Regions from separate parts of the Homo sapiens genome. Here region 1 is linked to region 2. Evidence: read pairs that join two places in POLR2A ChIA-PET (ENCODE). Cell type or tissue: OCI-LY7. All regions are shown on one strand. Links, peaks and the distances in the headings refer to the core of each region. The heading gives the core; the rest is flanking DNA. Region 1 overlaps EML6 (EMAP like 6). Region 2 overlaps SPTBN1 (spectrin beta, non-erythrocytic 1).

Evidence for each region. ChIA-PET counts read pairs that join two places held together with the same protein. Peaks named below come from ENCODE experiments on the same cell type or tissue, not always from the same donor. Only the 100,000 strongest peaks of a DNase experiment are listed, where the experiment ranks them.
Region 1: POLR2A ChIA-PET joins it to region 2 with 10 read pairs; 3 of 35 experiments call an interaction of 5 or more read pairs at or near these places.

What each region holds. Positions count from the first base shown.
Region 1 is chr2:54,867,206-54,875,538 of GRCh38, forward strand. EML6 (EMAP like 6) reads left to right here. Exons shown (of 42, transcript NM_001039753.4): 15 at 1,976-2,162; 16 at 4,295-4,400. Among named protein-coding and RNA genes, the nearest start is that of EML6-AS1, 120 kb to the left of the region's middle. In OCI-LY7, for the core only: no CTCF peak of the experiment used is centred there; no DNase peak of the experiment used is centred there; H3K27ac peaks cover 622 bases.
Region 2 is chr2:54,594,288-54,602,620 of GRCh38, forward strand. SPTBN1 (spectrin beta, non-erythrocytic 1) reads left to right here. Exons shown (of 36, transcript NM_003128.3): 3 at 4,805-4,956. Among named protein-coding and RNA genes, the nearest start is that of SPTBN1-AS1, 40 kb to the left of the region's middle. RefSeq lists enhancers at 1,808-2,177, 3,242-3,291. In OCI-LY7, for the core only: no CTCF peak of the experiment used is centred there; DNase peaks (open chromatin) are centred at 2,154 and 3,357; H3K4me3 peaks cover 747 bases; H3K27ac peaks cover 651 bases.

The DNA.
Region 1 (8,333 bases), core at 12-8,011, 270 kb after region 2:
CTTTCCCCTAATCCCCTGCTGTGTTTTGCTGGCTCCACCATAGGACAGTATTTTCTTCAAATATTTTCTGCACATGTGCCCAACATAATTTTGAATTTTGTAAAATTATATGCACCCTTGCATATTTTAAGTAGACAACTAAAACTTTTTAATGTCGGTTTAAATGGCTGAGAAGATACTATCTGTATTATGAATACATCAGTCCTTTAAATGGATGCAAAGGAACCTAAATGCCATAAATGTTTGATTCTCACTATGATCAACTTAAAAAATATGTGAGACCAGACACAGTGGCTCACACCTGTAATCCCAGCCCTTTGGGAGGCTGAGGCAGGTGGATTGCTTGAGCCCAGGAGTTCGAGACATGGTGAAATCTCATCTCTACAAAAAACTAGCCAGATGTGGTGGCGTGTACCTCTAGTCCCAGCTACCCAGGAGGGAAGTTGAGGTTGGGGAATCACCTGAGTTGGGGAGGTCTAGGCTGCAGTGAGCTGTGATCTTGCCAGTGCACTCCAGCCTGGTTAACAGTGAGGCCCTGTCCCAAAAGGGGAAAAAAAATACCTGAAGAAGTCCTTCTAAAACAGGAAGCTATTTTACATCATTCATATTTCTACCTAAGTTCACATTTCCATTCTAATTTTCCCATAAAATTTTACCCTAACATAATCTTTTTATGCTTGAGAGTCCTTTGTCACCATGTCATACCCTCTGCAAGAAAAAAAATTTTTCTGTGGTCCTAAGACTCTAACTCAGCCCAATACAATATCCACTAGCCACACACAGTCACTGAGCACTTAAAATACGGCTATTCTGAAAAAAGATGTTCTGCATGTGTAAAATGCACACCAATTTTGAAGACTTACTATGAAAAGAGGAATGTAAGATATCTCATAAGTTTTTATATTGATTACATGTTGATATAGTAATATCTTAGATGTGTTTTGGGTTTAAAATGTTACTGAAATAAATTTTTTTTTCTAATATGGCAACAAATTTTTAATTAGGAGGATCATGTTATTTTTCTGTTAGTGTTGCTCCATTAACAGTTTATTTGAATTATAGTTATTAGTAAAGTCGACTAAATCAACATGAATATATTACTAATTGTGACATATAATTATTAAGCACAGAAAAATTTTGTTGGAAATTATTTTAATATGATGGATTGGTTTTCAGTTGCAAGATCTGTGCATTTATATTACTTACTGTTAGAATGTAACAAAGTTTAATATTGAGTCTATTCTCAGTTCTCATTTTTGTATAGATGTAAGCAGTGAGAAAGTTTATTCTCTTAAATAATTAGGTAAGAATGGAGGCCATTTTATAGCAATGTTATTCAATTCTTCAGACTCCTGTGATAGGCCAAAAAAGTCATATTTGATTTTGATATATCACAAAAAATAATCTTTCAGCTGGTAATTCCATTAAGTCTCTGTACAATTTTGTTGAAAGCAAAGAATTGGAAATCACTTGATTTGCAGGATTCCTTAGCCAGTCATTAGAGTTGTTTTCTTTCAACATGCATACTTGTATTTTGAATTGTTCCTTTGTTTTGGTGCCCCTGGAAGGGTCTGTGTCCCGGAGTAATACAGTGTAATAGGATTCCAGATGGAGGAGAGGAATGGCTTTCTGCAGTGGGCGGAAGGCATTTATGAGAGGGGAGATGGGAAAGGAATACCTGTGCCTCATCACAGATGTGTTCTCAGATGATCGTTTTTAAGAAAAAGCGCACACAACAGCTGAGGATCTGCTAACAGATTCTGTTACAATGTTCAGTGCCCATGTGCCTTTTTGAGAGTCATCTCATGCCCTCAGACGGCCACATATCCTCATTTAAACATTGCTGTCCTATGTGACACCTGGGGTTCCACTTGTACATGTTCACGTCAATATGTTAGCCTTGCCTCTGACACCTCCTGCTCCATGCATTTGCTGTTTGTTCAACCACTATGCATTTCTTGGACCTGTGCTTCAGTTATAGAGGCTACGACTGTAGAAACAATCTGTTCTACACACAAGCTGGAGAAGTAGTCTACCACATTGCTGCAGTTGCTGTCGTGTATAATCGGCAGCAGCACTCCCAGAGGCTGTACCTGGGGCACGATGACGACATTCTCAGCCTGACCATCCATCCAGTGAAGGACTATGTGGCTACTGGGCAGGTATCTATCTCCTGTAAACTAGGGCCTAGCCAAAAAGAGAATTTAATTTTTGAATTCAGTTTACATATTAGAAATTCAAGAAATGCTTGGTAGAAATAAACATGAGATGGGAAGGTGAAGATTGAATGATCATTGGATCCTTCCAAGATCATGGGAGAATCAAGCAAAGCATTTTAGCATTATTGGGAGACCTCTGAGGAGTTCTTTTCCTGGAATGATGAGATCTATGAATGGGACCAGCTAAAACTAAAATGGTGAAAGTTTTGTCAAGGAGCAGCTTTATATACTTCCTCGCTGTATGCCCAGGATTTAGTATATCCTAGGTACTCAATAAATATTTATTGAATGAACCATTTAAAAATACTATAACATCTAGAGTATAATTATATTTGTAAGACTGAAAACCATAAGACTTTTGACTAATTTGTATTTTAGCCTTATAAAAACACCTTGAATTTTATCTGAACTTTTTTTTGAAATGCCTTAACCTTAGATTGAGTCTGTAATTGAAAAAGCTGCTAAAACAGGGACCCTCTACAATCATTTGGGAGTGTAAAGAGAAAAATAATCATTAACTTATTAAAGACTTTATTAAACACAGATGTATTACCTTGCTGGCAAAAGAGTAATATTGTCAAAAGTATTTTTAGTTTTATCTTTTCCTCAAATGTATAGATTATACTTTTGTTCAGTTTTTATAATGAGTGTTTAATTGCAGATAATACTTCAACTGGTATTAACTAAGTGGCAAATTCTAAGAAAACATTCTTGGTATAATGTCAAAGGTTAACATGAGACAAGCCCTTTTCCTGAGACTCGACCTGCAGGTGGTAAAGCCTTTGGACAGAGTTCATAACCTGGGGTTCATGAAATCTATGAATGAAAATGAGAACATGAGGGGAGTCAACCCCTTAAAAAGTTGTATTTGGGGGAAAAAGGATCCATAGCTTTTAAATTTTTTTTTAAAAGGGTTGCAGTCCTCCAAAGGGTAAGGGCTGACCATTGGTTTATACATGAATTTGCTGGCCCTCCAACTGAAAAGGTATATTTGGGGGAAAAAGGATCCACAGCTTTTAAATTGTTTTTTAAAAGGGTTACAGTCCTCCAAAGGGTAAGGGCTGACCGTTGGTTTATACATGAATTTGCTGTCCCTCCAACTGAAAATTAGAGACCTACTGTGTTAGCTGATGTTATAAGGTTTTACAAGTAATTGATCATTGCTTTGCTTTTTCACTTGCCCTTATTTTTTGTCTGTCTTATAAACAGATGGTGCTTGATTCACGTGTATTTAATAGCCTCTTTTTTTAAGTAAAAGCCAGAGGTGTTTTTTTTTTACATAAATCCCCAAGGAGTTACTGCACTCAATACTGTATTTGATGGAAGGTAAACCAGTGGCAAACAGTATTCCAGCAGCCACCTGCAGGAGACTGGGCCTCCACAGACCTCTGTAGGAGTGGCCTGGATTCTGCTCATTTATGCCTATGGCTTTATCTCCCATTTTTCCTTTTAAAGTCATCACACCCAACAGGTTTCCCCACCCCCCACTACATATTACAAGTGAGAAAAACCACTCTACTATTATAATTTTCTTTGTTGTTGGGGATTAGTGTGATAGAAGCTTGTATCCCTGCAAAGATAATCCACCTTACTGAAAGATAGTTATGCCATGAAAATGTTATTTCCCAGGGGGAGAAGCGGGGCCAGGCCTTCTTCTGGTGGGTAGCGTAACTGAGAATGGGTAAAATAACTCTGGATAGCGTCATGACAATGTACAAGTGACTTCCCTGACTGAGAAGCAGAATCTTGTGTCGAGCTGGGAAGGCAGGAGAGGGAATGGTAGAAGTAACTGACAAAAACAAGGCACAGTGGACATTTGAATTAGCCTTAAAGGCCCAGGCATCAGGTTAGGCTCTGTTGGAACTCTACCTGATTGCCAGGACAAGCCTCTTAGAGATACAGTGCCTCAGTTTCCTCATCTCAAAAATAACTGAATTGTAGCAGATGATTTCCTAGGGTCCTTCTATTCTCCAAATGGGTTTATCTTGGTTTCTGAGCAGTGTTGGACTCTAAGGAACAAAATCATTGTTAGTATAACGTGTTAGTAGTTAATAACAGTCATTCTGTTATTTAAGGTTGGAAGAGATGCTGCTATTCATGTGTGGGACACACAAACTCTAAAATGTTTGTCGCTGTTGAAAGGACAACATCAGAGAGGAGTGTGTGCACTTGATTTTTCAGGTAAGGTCCAGAGTGATTGACACATGGTTCTACGTTGAGAGAGAGAGAGACACAGAGAGAGTATGCCCCGCGCATGCGCGCACGCGTGTGTGTGTATTTAAACATGCTCCCACTTAGTCGTTCTGTTTGTATTGAAGTACAAGCTCTTTGTATGCCAGCTACCCGCTCTTATACTGAGAATCATACATAGGAATACCTCACCAAAAAATGTGGCCTTTAGATTACACACCGCTTCCCATCTTCCTCATTTTCTGTCTCCTAAGTCACTACCCAGAGCTCACACTGTGTTCTGTATTTGCTTGAGCAATTTGAAATCCAGAGCAGCTGTTGCTGTTGACTTAGTCGCAAATGTCTGGCAGTGACTCAGAACATCAATTTCATCTCTCCAAATAAGTGGGAGCACATCACTTCTGATTGAAAATACAAAGTACTAGAGAGAAGGCTGCAAATTATCTGCAGAGGGCCAGTTTACAACATTGGTATTTTGGAAATAACTTTTATATCGAAAAAATAGAACTGAAGTTTTCATCTCCTTAATTTAAAATTTGAACACAGTATCATAAAAAATAACTGATGAAAGTTAAGTTCCTTTAGAGTGAGTGTTCTTTAAGTTGGCATTTGAGAATGAGGGCCTATCACAAAAAGTATTTCTACCTAGAAATTTTTAATAATTGCAACTGTAGAAATTAGATCAATAGAAAAAGAATTCTAAACTTTGTACAGAATGCTGATTTTATAATTTTTTTCTAAATTTTATTCAAATGCTTAATAAGTATAACGTGTAATATTATTAAATTCCATGACTCCACAAGCCTGATTGTTCTCCCCTGTCCCTTCCTCTCCCCGTTCAAGCCCTCACTCTTTCATCTATGCTATGGTAGTCATGCTGGTCTCTAATTCTATCCCCTCTTCCTCAGTCCATCCCACCCTCTTCTGGAGTCTCCCAAAAGCATAGTTACCATTGCCACCACATGGATTCCCCTTGGTTGGCTGACTCATTGTGGAGCCCTTGGGACATCCATGGCCTTCCATGATCTGGCCTTAACCTTCCTTAGCAGCATTTTTAACCCACCAGCCCATTAGTGCTCCTTCACATCTGTCTAACTGTGGAGGCTACATGCACTCTTGCCCTTCTTTTGGCTGTGTTCTTTGCTCATGCTGTTCTCATGTGTCTTTTCAAGTCCTCCCGCCCTTTAAGGTCAAGCTGGAAGTTTTCTCTTCCAACTTTACAGGGAGAAATAACCTGTCCTTTTTTGTGCATCCCTTAGCCCTTTGTTGTCATTGCTCTTATGGCACCCATTGCTCTTGTGGCACTCCATGTGGCACACAGTTACTTGTGTCAGCGTCTCCCAGGCATTTCACACACAGTAAACTACTTGGCAGTAGAGCCCATCTGTCTGGTCCCCACTGCACATGTCATATTGCTGTGCAAATAGAAGCTACTAAAAAAAGTGAATGACTAAATGAACAAATGAGGTTCTGCTTAATGCACTTTGTCTTGCCTTTCCCTATTACTACTAGAATTTTACATTATAAACCACGTTTGGGTGAAAACTACCTTCATTGCCTGACCAATGCAACATGGGGCAGTTTTTAGTTTTTCTAACAGGCATGTTCTCACATACTGTAAATTACTCTACAAATCTGAGCTGCTGTATCATTATTAGAAGTTATTCAGTGCCTTCAGTGATTATCAAATTGGTAAAAATCAAGGTTAAACAGTTTATACTCTACACTGGTGACATGTGAGGTAGGAGAAGGCATAAGTGTCAAGGGAGAGAGAACTCCGCATACCACCTGCCAGCTGAATAACACAGTCAGTAATTCACTCAATAAACAGTGAATACAAAGTCCAAACTCCCGGAAGTGTGATGGACATGCAGTTTTAAAATAGGTGTGCTGTGTGTCACTGATAAAGCAGTGAAACCTAAAAGAAGCTGTAATTTTAGTTCAAATACGATTGTATTTCAAAGATGTGGATGAATTCCTTCTGCTTTTTGTTCTCCATAGTTCCACTCCTCAGTGGCCAAACTGCCTTTTTCCTAAAATTAATTTTGCTAGCAGACAAATATATGTATACTTAATATAAGTAATTAATATGCTTTAGAAGAGTGGTGAAATGCCCGTTAAAGTAGCAAAAATAAATAACAACAGCTAAATGTTTACAACATTATTGGGAATCCAATATATTCATTCTTTTGGCAGCACTGAAAATTGACTCAATTCTAGCAAACAATCTGGCAATGTATAACAAAGCTGTGATTCAAAATGACAAGTATGAAGATTGTATTTTATGCACATTTCAATGTATCAAGATAAAAGAAAAAATTGAACTCAAAATACCATCTATCACTGACTGCAAATGAGAATGTGCATATGTGTATTAGCATATAAATAAAGTGGCAAGAAATTTAGAGTAATATAAATAGAATTTAATCATTTGGTTATTTCCTCTATAGAGTTGATTAATTTTCTATTTTTTGAAATCGAAATAATTAGCTCGTGTTATTTTAAATACCTTTGGAAGAAGAGATTAGCAGATCAAAGACATTAACTATGAGATGAGTTGGTAGCAATAAGCTGGTACCCAGTAATGTGGCCTCTTCATTTCAGATAGCTAACATTTCTTCTGGGCTTATTAGTTTTATAGAAGAAAGAACAAGAAATTAAGTGAGCTTAGAAACCTTTTTCCCATAAGGCAGCCCTTCAGATCAGTGCCTGGGTAGAGAAATCAGATACTCTGGAGGAGGTGAGGAGCCCGATTCTGTAACTGCTTCTGATTCCCATCTTGGGCACATAAATTCCCAAATATGAAATGTTTTGTGCATAAGAAGGGTATTTCAGTATTTTAACAATACAGTCTCCATTCCCCAGATAACAATCACTGGGAAAGAGCCCATTTTTCAGCAAATGTGTTGTTTTTGCTTATGGAAATTCACCTTTTTGTCTTACAGGTTAAGTAGTATGTCAATATATAAATGGTAGAAAGGAATCTGATAGTTTTAGAAAGTACTAATACTAAGGACTATTGTGGAAAAACTTTGACTGATACGTGATTCATTACCATAAATGGTTACATACAGATGAATTGTAGTCATTGACTGGGGGTTGGGGTGAGGGTGTGGGGACCTGTGGTGACTCCTGAAAGTGTGAGCTGAGGCCTGTTTGGTTTAATTTCTATTGATAGTCTATGTTTTAATAATATAGTTTGAGTCTTAAATCCTTGCAACCACTTTATAGGCTGAGAATGGACATCCTGAAGTTTGGTGGGGTGGCCTGGGTAAAAGTGAACAGTGGCCGATCCAAAGGCAGAACCCAGGTCCATTGTGAGAGCCACCAGGCCTGGGTTTGTCAGCAGGCAGGAGGCATGCCAGGAGTTCTCCTAGGTGTCAGGCCTCCTCCAGCCGCTTCCCTTTGCCGATGCTAGTGTGTACACTTGGCAAGAGTGTCATACCTGGGACACTCAGTGTGCAGGCTCACTTTCTGCTACCTGTGCCCTCCAGTAAGCTTGTCCATCTGCCCTTCCCACCCTCCACTGTAACTGTGGAGTGGACATGGTAGTGCATAGAGGCCCCCATGTGGAACAGCCCCAAGTGAAGAGAGATCCCGTTCTAAAACAGCCCAGAAACACACACTTACCTGAAGTATGAACAAGGGCAACTAATGCTACCATCCTTTGGAAACTGATAGAAAAGTGAGTAGCTCAAGTAGAAATGTTGAAAGAGGAGACTACGTAGACCTCCTTGTTTAACGGTGTAAACAGGGCACTGACGTGACACTCAACAGTTACGATTTAGCTAGTGCTCCATCTGTGTGCCTCAGGACTCCTGTCGCTGCCCATCTCTTAGGAGTTAGCTCTTTTGGGGGGTTTTATGGACACCTACTGATAGCGTGCTTGTCTCTTACTAGAGAATAAATTGTCCTGGAAATATA
Region 2 (8,333 bases), core at 284-8,283:
CTCATTTGTGGATTCAGCTGACAACAGAACGAAAATATTTGAAAAAAAAATTAACAATACAATAGAATACAAATAAGATGCAATATAGCAGCTGTTTACACAATATTTACATTGTATTAGTTATGAATAATCTAGAGATGATCTAAAGTATACAGGAAGATGTATGTTGGTTATAGGCAAATACTATATACCATGCTATATAAGGGACTTGAGCATAAGGAGTTTGGTTTCTGAGGGAGGTCCTGGAACAAATTCCCCGTAGATACTGGGATTAGATACGGAAGGACGACTGTGCCTGGGACATAGTAAGTGCTCAGTGAATGCTATAATTATATTTTAATAAAAAAGAAAAAAAGTCATTTTCTTTCCATACAACTATTAAACAACCTTCTGCCACACACACATAATTTCCTCATATTCTGGGATTTTTAAATAGCTGGCCCAGGTGTTGAAGAAGGGATTTTTTGAAAGAGAAGTGATTTACATAACTTCTAAATCTTGTTCAGTCCTGAGATTTTACGATTCCATGACCCTCTGGTAAGTTTCTTTTTTTTTTTTTTTTTTGAGACAGAGTTTCGCTCTTGTTGCCAAGGCTGGAGTGCAATGGCACAATCTCGGCTCACTGCAACCTTTTTCTCCTGGGTTCAAGTGATTCTCCTGCCTCAGCCTCACAAGTAGCTGGGATTAGAGGCATGTGCCACCACACCTGGCTAATTTTGTATTTTTAGTAGAGACAGAGTTTCACCATGTTGGTCAGGCTGGTCTCAAACTCCTGACCTCAGGAGATCCACCTCTCAGCCTCCCAAAGTGCTGGGATTACAGGCATGAGCCACTGCACCTGGCCAATTTCTTAAATGATTTGAATTAGTGAGACTATTTCTTTGCTGGAGAAAAGACGGAACTAATTTAGAGCAGTTACAACACTCTGGGCACTTTGATGTGCACTTTACCTCCTCTTGTTTGGTGCTGGGCAGTCTTTAGATGAGTCCTTATAATACGTAAGCTTAGTAAACTGCGGGAGGGTGGGGGCAAATATAGCTGAGAGATACCCCCAGAGGGCAGGGGCACAGAAGTGCTTGTTCCTTGGAGGCACCACTTACCAAGTTTGGGGCAGGGCTGGTTGGGAACCTACTGAAAGGTTTAGCTGCGTCAGCTTCTTGGGGAGGACTTGATAACAGCGATACAAGGCCCAGAAAAGGTAAACGGAGAATGGAAATGGTGTGAGGCACAGAAGTGCCCACCTCACATCGCCCAGACCCAGCCCGCCCCAGCTCCATGCTGCTGGTGCTGCTGCTCCTCTGCCTTGCAAAGGGCGTGCCCTTGGTGGCGTGAGTGGGCCTGAAGGCCGGCCATTTCTGCTGCCTTCGAGCTGACCTGCAGGTCATCAAAGAGAATGATGAAAGAATAGCAACCCACCTTGGAGGGGTGCTCTCTGGGGAGTGTCTTCCAAGATTTCTCAACCTAGCACCGCTGATATTTTGGGCCAGATAATTGTTTGTTATGGGAGCCATCCTGTGTACCGCAGGATGTTAAGCAGCATCCTGGGCCTCTACCCTCTAAATGCCAGTAGCATCTACCCATGAATCGTGACCATCAACACTGTATGTAGACATTGCCAAACTGCTAAATGTGCCGAGGAATCAAAATTGCCCCTGCTGGAGAACCTTGGGTCTAAATAACCAAACCAGTATGGAGCTTGTAAGTGCTACCTTTTTGTACCTTTTTGTACCTTTTGTACCGTGGTTGTAAGAAGCAACCACGGTTGCTTCATGCTCATAGGCCTGGAAGTCGGCTCACTGCCCTCTGCTGCCCCAACACCTCCTCACGCAGCTAGCCCCAGTCACAGCAGCTTGAGCTTGGAAGCACTCCTGGATTGCCTTTCATCGTCAGTGCCAAGGGCCTCCTGCTCCTCCTCAGACTGTCTGGCCCATATCCCCAAGCCTTGCTGGGTGGGGAGTGCAGGGGTGATGTCATTGTGCCTTCCCAGGATAGGTGGAACAAAGGAGGGAGTCCCCAAGGACCCGAAGCCTGATCCTCTACTGAGCCACCAAATAGATTTCTTTTCCCCTCTGTCTCCCTCCTTCCAACTTCATAAGCATTTGCTGTTCTCCAAGTGCTCCATTGTAAGAGGACACGCTAGTTGACTGGGGCTTTGTGTGTCTCTGTTGAGTCCGTTTCCTGCCCCTCGTGTGTTATGAGGGTGTTGATTCTGGTCTGGTCCCCGGATGGAATCTTCTGTGTCTTTTCCAACGTGGGGGTGTGAACCTGAGGAACTTAGACCCTGCGTGATTTTTCCAGCACTCTTGCACTTCGTGGGGCCTGCTCCTGACTGTGAGGAGAGTTCGAAGGGAGGGGAACAGGAAGAGAGGGCAGGAACACAAGAGCTTGTTTTTTTATTTTTGACATCTCTTCCTCCTCTTCTTTCCTCCCACCTACTTTGAGTTTCTAAGAACCATGATAGCCCTGGGGAGCCCTCCCGGCACAGATCTCAGTCTGTTTCAGCTCTGTTCTCTGCACCCACCCATGACCTCTCCATTTGCCTCTCTGTAGGGAGGAGGGTTGGGATTGGGCTGTAACTCTTTAGGACAGGGCACTAAGGAAGTATATTGACTGTTGTTTCTGGCAAATCCTCAGAGTTTCCTTGTGAAAGAACCTGTTAATTCAAAACCTGAAAGAAGTCTGGGTGCTCCTTTAGTGAGAGATTCACCCAAAAGAGTGACAATTGGCTGAGGAACACATTTTGTGCTTGTTTATTTAGAAATATTTTAATCCAAGCAGGTTTTCATTTTGATCTTGCTCCCTTGCTTCATTAAAGACATTTTCTGACTCCAGTATAACGCATAAAGGATTTTATAATTCACAAAAAAAATTGTTAACCCTAAATACATATAAACTATGAGTTACTTGCCTCCTTGATAAGAGGCCATCTGTGAAATGCACCTTACATATTCTGCTCTAGACCTGCTCTTTCAGAATGGCCAAGCTTAGCCCCAGAATTACAGCTCCTGAGTCACTGTAGTAAAGTTGCCATCCATCACAATGATTACGTGATCAATAATGCATGTGGTCTTTTCTGTGGGACCTGTCATGATGTTATTGGTGCAGCTGCTTCTCCACTGCAGCCTGCCCCTTACTGTCTTTTTCTGCTTCCTCTAATCCTGTCCTTTTTGATCCTGTGTTTCTGGTTGGCCTTTGTCCCTGGGGAAGGGCCCTCCTTCTGTCTGGATGGGTAGGTCCTTTTTGGGAAAGGCAGGACCTCAAGGAGCCGCTGACTGTAGCAGGTGGCCGGGGATCTTGGCAGGTGCCCCAGCTGATTCTCCTGCCAGGTCGGCAGCTGTAAAACCTCAACCAATGTCATCTCTGCCTCATTCCCTCCCTGTGGTGGGTGGTGGAGTGAGTTTAGCAAAGCCTTCAGACAGACCTTCCCAGGGTGTTGGGCTGTTTGCTGTCCTTCTGGCCAACCTGAGAACCCAGTACTCTCAGGCGACTGGGCACATGCCTTATTAGCAAGGGTGGCTTTTTAGTTGTTACCCCCACCCAGTGGTTTTGAAATACATGCCAAATTGTTGAGCTATCTGCTTTTTTTTTTTTTTTTTTTTTTTGTAGATTCGTGTGTAATTATTTTTGTCATTTGGGTTTGCACTAGGAGTAGGTCTTAGATTTTTGGCATAAATTCATGCTGGTGGAACTAGATATAGTGTATGTAACATAGAGAACAGAGTCAGGGAGTAAGAGTGGTTGGGTCCAGGGTACGTTCTGTGGATGTCTGTTGAAGGTCTTCAGCAACCTATGTTTAGAACATTCTGCAGAGGCAAGAAGTTTGAAAGCCTATTTGTATGGTATGTGAAGGCCAGTTCTGGGCAAATATGTCTAGAGTTTTATACCTTAAATTGGACAGAATTTGATTACTGAGCTTTGAAAAACCTTTAACACTGTTTCCTGGATGACTTGAATGTACAACAATCACGCTTTAGACCATAAATCAGCAGTTGCCTTTTCAGCGAAGGATCACAGTATGGAGATTATATTTTTCTTCTCCTTTTATAGAAGAGAACATTGAATCCTGTGTTGAGTCACATTTTTGTTGAAACCTTGGGCCCAGACCCTGCTTTCCCGATGCCTGCAAAGACTTCCCGATGCCTGCGATGTCTTTGCACTCTACCATGTTGCTTGCCATTTTCTTTTGTTGTTCATGGTGTGTGTGACTGAGCAGGTGAAGACGGTCATTGCCAAGGTCATGAGTTAATTTATCTTGTCCAGTGTTGCCCAATCCTTTGTAGATGAGGGAAGCAGTTTTCTGCTGTCTCATGAGATTTCCTACCCTACACCCTTTAATATACTCACCTTTTGGAGGAATAATAGCTGTAACATGTATGTAGGAAGCTTTACCAGTCAAGTATTATGGTATAGGGCAGGACTGCAAAGGACCCTGTTGTCATCTGCATCCTGCTGCCTCTTCAGCAGGGATGGGAGAAAAGAAAGGGGAGCAAAGGATGTTCTGCTGGCAGTGTGCCTGGGAGCTCACATGTTTAAGGACTGGACAGTTCCTACACAGATGCTCCTTGACTTATGAGATTATATCCCAGTAAACCCATCGTAAAGTCAAAAAATTGTAAGTTGAACCATCAGTAATCAGTGTTCTTTCTCAAAGACATGACCGCAGTTAAGGGGCGCTAAGTAGAGGTGTCCTTGGAGGTCAGTTTTGCTGACCTTCCTCTGGCTGGGGTCTTGTGGCCCTGCTAGCATGTGCCTGCTCCTGCCAGTTCTGTGGTCAATGGTAAAACAAGTTCTTCTCTGCTTGCAGATGAGCGTGAAGCCGTGCAGAAGAAGACCTTCACCAAGTGGGTCAATTCCCACCTTGCCCGTGTGTCCTGCCGGATCACAGACCTGTACACTGACCTTCGAGATGGACGGATGCTCATCAAGCTGCTGGAGGTCCTCTCTGGAGAGAGGCTGGTGAGTGGAGACCTTAGGAAGTGCCGTGTGTTGTAGGTGGAAAATATTTTTGAAAAATCAAGTGTGACTTGTCTCCTGTTGAATTCTGCACTTAATGGTTGATAGTTTTGAGGAGAATCTTGAGAAGTGAGTTGAGCGCTTCAGGGAGAGCCTTAGTGTCACATTCTGAGCGTGGATGATGTTCTTGAGCTGTAATAAAGCCACTTTGTTCTGGTAATTTGCAAGGTTGCCACCTTTGGTCAGAAAGAACTTGGCTGGGGTTCCTGCCAAGAACAGGGCATGGTGCTGGAATTTGAAGGGCCAGGCTTGGGCGCTGGCTTCTAGATGAACCTGTGTCCCACATGCGATGATGGAATGTTTTCTAAATTTGTGTCTTTCTGGTTGTCTAGAAAATCTGAGCTGCCATCTTAAGGTGGCAAGCATTGAATTCAGTGGCCACTGATGTTTTCTTCCCTGCACGCTTTTTATTTTGGGAGTGGAGGGAGAAGCTGGTGTTTTGTCATCTCCTTGGGAAAGGAGCTTCTGATGAATTCACCCTGCCTTTTCAGGCAGGAAAGTTGTCAGCCTGCAATGAAAATTGTATCCCCAATCTGTTTCCCAGAGCTGCTGCGGCCCTCTCTGATGTGACTCTTGTTTATGCACCTTATACCAAAGAAGCTTAAAGCAGTCACTGTGACTGATCCAACAGGTTTTGTCTCACCTTGGTTTGAAAATGGTTGCTGTATCCTCCCAGAGCACATGTAGTGCCATAGGTGGAAGTGGTGCCGAGCCAGAAGCCAACGCCCAGAATGGAGACCACATCTGTACTGACATCACCAGGAAAATATGATGCTGGCAGTTGGCAGGGCTGCCAGAAAGCCTTATTTTTAACTTGATCTCCACCCTGTAGCTTGCCAGCCGCAGTAGGCCTGTGTGCAGACCTGCCCCACACCTCTGACCGCAGGCAAGGGTCTAAGGTTGTCCCTTGTCCTATTTGTTATCAGCTCAGAGACAGACTGCCTCTTTGAGTCTGGGTTGAAATGGAGCCAGAAAAGTATTCTCTTCCCTGCCCTTCAGTTCAAGAACAGGGCTCTCCAGAAGATAGTGAAGCCCTGTCTTCTCTGTAGTGAGTTTCATCCATGCCCTTTGTTCCTGAGCATGTAGGTCTTGTGGCCTCATTTTCTGTGAGGGTTTGTCGGTCACACTAGACAAACTAGACAAATAACGGAGACCCCTGCTCAAAACCATGATGGCTATAAGAAGGCAGTTGATTTGTGGTCTGGGGGTGAGGGAGTGGACCCACATGGGGAGTTTGAACAGGCCATTTATTGCATTTTGATTTGATTTTCCAAAGTGAGTCTTGTTTGAGAGCCTAGACTAGAATTATTGTGATATGCAGCTTTAAGTATAATTTTTATAACCAGACTTCCTTTGTCTACCTCTCAACCTTTTTTTGTTTCTTAGTGTTTAACCTAGTATGTTTATTTATTGATTTTTTTTTTTTTTTTGTGGAGTGGGGGAATGGTGTTTTGAAAGTAGCTAAAAAAAATCATTAAAGGTCACATGGATAGGAGTTAGTCTGAACATTTATTTTTGTGGTTTTTTTTTTTTAATTTATTTTTGTTCCAATAGGGTCCAATCTTCTAGGCTGTAGGGAGTAAACTGTTCACCTTTAAAGACCCATAATTATTTTATACCAAGAAGATTGTGTCCTTGATAATGTCCACATCATAAATGGGATCAGGCCCATTGCCGTTTTTTCTGAACAGGGCAAGAAAAATATAAGTAGGGAGAAAAACCAGTAAAGCATAATTCTTAGATGTGTGTGAGTATCTCCCACTCCTCTCCTTATTTGTTAGCAGTAAGTTTTTTTGTGGCAACCCAGAGACCTAGGAGAGTAAGGATGAAGAAGATGGTACAGTGGCTACCATCTCCAACCTCTTAGGCAGTCGATATCAGTAGTTTTACAGAACTTTGTAAAGCCCCTAGTGCCTTCATTTGTATTACCCATTCTTCACAGCCATCTTGGATTATATAGGTTGGCCAGTCTAATTTTCTTATTCCAAAAATAAAGATACCATAGATAGAGTGCTCTTAAAGCTCTTGTTCATCTGGGCTGGAGATTTTAAGTCTCTTTGGCCTCGTAGTCTGTTTGGTTCATGGAACTTCCTGGAAAGGAAACACACCACACACTGCCTTTGGCCGTGGAGGTTGCCAGGACCTCAAGTTAAAGATCCTCCCTGCAGAAGACCTCCATGAGAGCTTGCCCCAAAGGTTCCTTGCATATTCAGATTCCAGAACTAATGAGGTGGTTAGAGCTTCCAGGCCTGGGTAAATGAATGTCCCAGCTAAGTGTGTCATCAGATAACATTAGCTGGGCTTTCTGCACCAGTGGTCCAAAACCCTGGGTAACATAAATGTTTGCACTCTATCTGGAGCCCAGTCTTTGTCAGCCAGCATTTTAGCCCCAGCACTTAACCACCAGCTTGGCAATAGCTAGCAGATAAATGTTTGAGGGACTAGGTGATTCAATTTACTTAATTAATAGATTCTTAGAGCCACTTCCTTTACAGAGGAGGAAATCTGTGAATGTGTGCATGTGTGTTTTCTGAGTAAAGTTCAAAGAAACATTAATGACCCAGACAATTCCACCCTCACCCCACCCTGGATTTTGGCTCAATAATATTTGAGTTAAATATGAGCAAGTATCATGTAGGCATTTGGGAACTTGATTTTGAACTACTCAGCAACATCACAAGGCAGAGATCTCTGGTCCTGGCCTGGTTATGATCTGTGTCCAGAAGTGTCTGCTCCCTCTCGGTCTCAGGTGTATCAGCTCATAGAGCAGTGAGAAGGCTGAGAGCTGGGCCAGGAAGCTTCTGCTAGTCAGGATTAGATTGATTAGAAATAAAACTATTCTTTTCTCATTTCTTATTCTGAGTTCACTATAGTCTATAACTCTCCATAAAGGTCTCACTTGAAAAATGCCTTAGAAATACAGACCCACCCTTTACTTTAACATTGGATTGGCAGATAAAAGTGTGAGCACAGAACCTGTGCTGGCCACTTAGTAATTAGACCTAGATCTCAGGACCAGAGTAGAATGAGGCTTGAGGGGTGATGGTTTGCCCTGCAGCAGCGTTGACATGTGGAGAGAGAGGAGCCCCTGGCATACGATAGGCCTGCACTTCAATGGTAATGTTCTGCCCACAGCTCATAATCCACTTTAGATGCTCCCCATTGCCTGCCATCTCCCTTCATGGGCGTCTGCAGTGAAGATTGATTCTCACTATGGTGGCCAGTTTTTTGCCTTGCTCCTGGCCAGACTAAGCCCTCGCCTCTGACCGAGATAGAGTGAGGTTTTCCAAACAACTCTGCCCTCCCCCAAACCCCACCAA